Linked DNA regions of Homo sapiens: region 1 is linked to region 2. A link is a loop called in an ENCODE intact Hi-C map of the cell type or tissue named here. Cell type or tissue: endothelial cell of umbilical vein. All regions are shown on one strand.

Region 1 (2,500 bases), 260 kb after region 2:
CTGAGATAGTGCCATTGCACTCCAGCCTAGGCAGCAAGAGTGAAACTCTGTCAAAAAAAAAAAAAAAGAAAGAAAGGAAAAAAGAAAGAAAGAAAGAAAGAGAAAGAGAGAGAGGAAGGAAGGAAGGAAGGAAGGAAGGAAGGAAGGAAGGAAGGAAGGAAGGAAGAAAATTTACCCAAGTCATCTAAACTCAAAAAAGCTTGGGGTTAGTTTCTGTTTCTTTCTTTTTTTTCAGAGACAGAGAGAGAGATGAGGCCACTATGTTGCCCAGGCTGGTCTTGAACTACTGGACTCAAGGAATTCTCCAAGAGATTCTCCTGCCTCAGCTTCTGAAGTAGTTGAGACTGCAGGATCATGCCACTACACCTGGCTTAGACTCTACATTTCTGAGAGTTTTAGGAATACTTTATACAAGCACTCATTTATTTCCAGACCAATTTGAGTAGAATTCCTTTAAGGAATTTTATAAATAAATGTGATAATACTATCCAGAGGTAGGAAAAATACCAGCTATGCATAACATACAAATACATATACATATGTAAACATATGGACAGATGGCAAAGATCTTACAGGTTTTTTTTTTTTTTTGAGACGAAGTCTCGCTCTGTCACAAGGCTGGAGTGCAGTGGCACAATCTCGGCTCACTGCAACCTCTACCTCCCTGGTTCAAGCGATTCTCCTGCCTCAGCCTCCCGAGTAGCTGGGACTACAGGCGCATGCCACCACACCCAGCTAATTTTTGTATTTTTAGTAGAGACAGGGTTTCACCATGTTGGCCAGGATGGTCTCGATCTCTTGACCTCGTGATCCGCCCACCTCGGCCTCCCAAAGTGCTGAGATTACAGGTGTGAGCCACTGTGCCCAGCCGATCTTACAGCTTTTAACATGTTAGCCATGTGCCAGGTACAATAATTCAAAACACACTAATTTATAAAATAAACGGCTAGATCTAAATTGTGTTTTTGGCAGGTATAACAAGTTAAGATTACCTTCTCAGTTGTCTAAAGTTTTTTACCAATATTTGTGGGAAAGACTTTTAAGATTTTTTACTTACCTGGTTTCAAATAGCTCTTTTTTTTTTTTTTTTCTGATGACAATTCCCTCCCTGAAGTTTGTATTTCCCAAAGGTAACTATTAGGTTCTAAAGAAGACAGGGTAGAAAATTTACAACTCAATGGCACAGAAAAAGAATGCAAGTTTTGGAGGCATATTTGTCTATTATCAGAGGTTAATCTTATGGAGGCTATGGACTAATTTTAGGTGAGTGACTGAGGAGACATCTAGTGGCTGTCGGCCTCCAAAGCCCATCTAAGTAGACAAACATCCATTTTTTGTTTCCAAATAGTATTTTTCTTTCTCTCTTTTAGCCTCAAGTGGTTACTTTCAGGAGTCTCTGAGTATCTTGAGAGCCGGAGACCTAAAGTTCCAGTAATTGAGGTTCTGGAGAGGGAAGGGAGAAAGGTGGCATATCAAGAATTCAAGGGAACTGAAAGAAGACCAAAGCAAAAGGAGGAAGGAAAAGCAGAAGTAAATGGAAAGAAGAGGTCTTAGAGGAACTAGTCTGGGGGGATCTTCGCTTCCCAAAGAGGCAATGAAGCTGAAGAAAGAGGGAGATGGAGAGAGTTGACAGAAAATATAGTCAGAAGGAGTTTGGGAAGGGGGCAAAGGGTCAGTCAACCGAGAAGTTCCCATGAGAAAAGCAGGGTTCAATAGACAGAACAGAAATGCCTTAAAATACATATATTCTGGGCCAGGCACAGTGGCTCACGCCTGTAATGCCTACACTTTGGGAGGCCGAGGTGGGAAGATCACGAGGTCAGCAGATCGAGACTATCCTGGCTAACACCGTGAAACCCCATCTCTACTAAAAATACAAAAAAAAAATTAGTTGTGCGTGGTGGCAGGCACTTGTAGTCCCAGCTACTCGGGAGGCTGAGGCAGGACACTGGCGTGAACCCGGGAGGTGGAACTTGCAGTGAGCCAAGATTGTGCCACTGCACTCCAGCCTGCGTGACAGAGCAAGACTCCGTCTCAAACAACAACAACAACAACAACAACAACAACAAATATATATATATATATTCTGGGCCAGGCATGGTGGCTCACACCTGTAATCCCAGCATTTTGAGAGGCCAAAGCGAGCAAATCACTTGAGGTCAGGAGTTCAAGACCAGCCTGGCCAACATGGTGAAACCCCGTCTCTATTAAAAATACAAAAATTAGCCAGGCGTGGTGGTGCACCCCTGTAGTCCTACCTACTCAGGAGGCTGAGGTATGAGAATCGCTTGAACCTGGGAAGTGGAGGTTGCAGTGAGCCAAGATCACACCACTGCACTGCAACCTGGGTGACAGATCGAGAACTTGTCTCAAAAAAAAAAAAAATATATATATATATATATATATTCCGAATATCAACTTTCTTTTTTTTTTTTTTTTTTTTGGTGAGACGGAGTCTTGCTCTGTCGCCCAGGCTGGAGTGCAGTGGTGCGATCTCGGC
Region 2 (2,500 bases):
ACTAGCTTTGGAATCCTTGATAGGTAAAAGTTAAACCTAAGGCTAACTATAAATTCCAATCTGATATATAGATGAAAGATGACAATGGTAACTAAATAAAACTGCAAAGAATATCTAATAAGTCTCTTATGTTCTAGACATAAACAAAGACACATTGTAGGCATTAAGGCCCAGGCCAGTGGTATGAATATCCATCTGTGTCCAGACTGTGTGACTGAATTCAAATTCATGACATGCTACACATTTTCAGACATGCAATCAAAGATTCCTGTTTTTTAATAATGAATACTAGTTTTTTTAATAATGAAACTAACTTTAAAAGCAGTTTAAGCCTTCTTTACCTACATACATTTAATTATCCATGTAAAATGCTTAATATATTATCTGACACATGGAAAACTCCATGAGTGTTAATTTTAGTTTACTATACTATGCTTGAAAAAATGTTTGTTATATTCAAGAGGGTCTCATTATATGATTCTGTTGCCTAAAAGCTTTCAATGCTGTTCTATCACCTGGAAAATCAACTATGGTAGATGCTTTATTTTCTTGAAGCATACCTCCTGAGACCACCACAAGTCTTCAAAATTGAGAACCTCACGATTAGTATATGATTGCCTATATAAACTGACACTCTGCGAGTACAGAACAAATTCGTGCTCCACGTGGGCTTAGTCTTGCATTGACCCAACATGTCGCTGGCTCTATCAATTTCATGGTTCTACTGCAAATGGGCTTGGTGCTCAAGGTATCTGAGAAACTTGTTTCAACCTGACTTTTTAGCCTTGACCCTCAATACTCCTTTATGCCCCAATCAAGCTGCTATCCTCTGAACAAGCCCCATACTTCCCTATTTTTGCTCTTCACTCTGCCTCAGATGATTCTGAAATTCTTCCCCACACTCTCCACTATCATGTAAAGTTTATCTGAACTACACCACCTATCCTTTATAATGCTTTGCCTAAGACCTTCAACTGGACTGGCCTCTAGGTGGTGCTCAAGGTTCCACTCTATGATTAACACAGTCCCCAAAGCCCCAAGGAACAAACAGCCAAGTCCAAGAAAGCCTATTAGAACTTGCTACCACAGAGAGCTCTCTCTGGTGTACTCTTTCTCAAGATTCTCTACCTCTTCCTTCAGGCAGCCATTGATGTAAGATGGAGTGTCAGCCTCTGGGGAAAATCATGTGTGAATCAAAGAGCCTTGGCAGGGCTTAGTCCTCCTGTTCTAGGCAAGGGAAAAGGTCCTTTCTCCTCTTTTCTTGAGTTTGACCTTCCTCACATTAGAGTGGTATCAGAATGTCAACCTGAAGAAAGCCATGGGGAAAGCCTCAATGACAATTTTAAAAGATGGAAGACTTGGTGGGCTTGTCAGCAGCCCAGACAAAAGGAGTTCTTAAAGTACTACACAGTCTCTCCAGGTTCTGGGATTTAGGGGCAGAGATGAGTGATTAGGCCTGAAGGGTTCCTTCTGAATGTCATCCTCTGGAACTGGTGCAACAGTAAGCAGTGGCTTCAGGATGCTGGAATTCAGTCAAGCAGCCAAATATCCCAGCTTTCTGATGACTGCTAAGACCCCTGCCTCTTTCACACTGTCAAAGCATGAAGTAATGATTTCTCCTATGGCAGTTTTTCTAATTTGACTTTATCAATAGCTTTTTGTAAAAATCCCTGTTACTAGACAAGAAACTGCTAAAAGGCAGGGACTGTGCCTTCTTTACTTTCTCTATATGCCCCTATCACAGATACTTACTCTAAAACTGAACAGAAATCTACAATGTAGCACATGGTTACACTGGGACTAGAATAAATTTTTTCTTTAATACCTTTAATAAATAAAGAGAACTCTGGTCCTGGGGAGATTTGAGAAAGTTTCTGGCATCTTCCGAACTTTTGCATAATTGATAAATCCTCTGAGAAACAGGAGAAAGCCTAATTTAAAAAAGAAAAGTCATGAATGAATTTATAATTTCCATGTTAAGTCCCCTCCCCAGAAATCCCTCTCCTGATAGCGATACATTGTTATTTTTCTGCTAAAGGTAATCAAAACATTAGCAATTTCCTCCAGAATCTGCAGAGGATTTTCATACCAAATTATCCATCCTTCAATGAGAAGGTATAATGTAAGAGTCAATAGTGTCTTTTGCACATTCAGAATTGAATTGGTCTAAAAAGGAAATAAAAAATAAGATGGAGCCAAACATTTACATATGAAAGCCTCATTGAGAAACATCAAAATCTACCTATTGAGTTCCAAAAAAGCATTCCAAGATAATGAACTCCAAACAACAACAACAACAACAACAACAAAAAGAGGTTATAACTGTGTTTTTCTCAAGTAAAAAGAAAAAATGTAACCTTCCTTGTCATGGGCTGTTTTTTCTGTCGACAGTATATAATGTTGTCCACTAGATGTCAGGATCCCCTTATCTATTACAGCAATTCTCATCGTCTCAACTTGAAACTTTGTCTACTATTATTATTATTATTATTATTATTAT

The links. Peaks named below come from ENCODE experiments on the same cell type or tissue, not always from the same donor. Only the 100,000 strongest peaks of a DNase experiment are listed, where the experiment ranks them.
Region 1: it touches region 2 in a loop (23-fold over the local background); 9 of 110 quality-filtered maps call a loop at or near these places.

The regions. Positions count from the first base shown.
Region 1 is chr5:141,888,258-141,890,757 of GRCh38, reverse strand. No RefSeq gene overlaps it. Among named protein-coding and RNA genes, the nearest start is that of PCDH1, 11 kb to the right of the region's middle. In endothelial cell of umbilical vein, a CTCF peak has its summit at 1,285 (motif pointing left); a DNase peak (open chromatin) is centred at 1,277.
Region 2 is chr5:142,144,002-142,146,501 of GRCh38, reverse strand. It overlaps NDFIP1 (Nedd4 family interacting protein 1), which reads right to left. Exons shown (of 8, transcript NM_030571.4): 7 at 1,826-1,931. The coding sequence ends at 1,828. Among named protein-coding and RNA genes, the nearest start is that of NDFIP1, 36 kb to the right of the region's middle. RefSeq lists an enhancer at 1,035-1,124. In endothelial cell of umbilical vein, CTCF peaks have their summits at 983 (motif pointing right) and 2,388 (motif pointing right); DNase peaks (open chromatin) are centred at 1,011 and 2,421.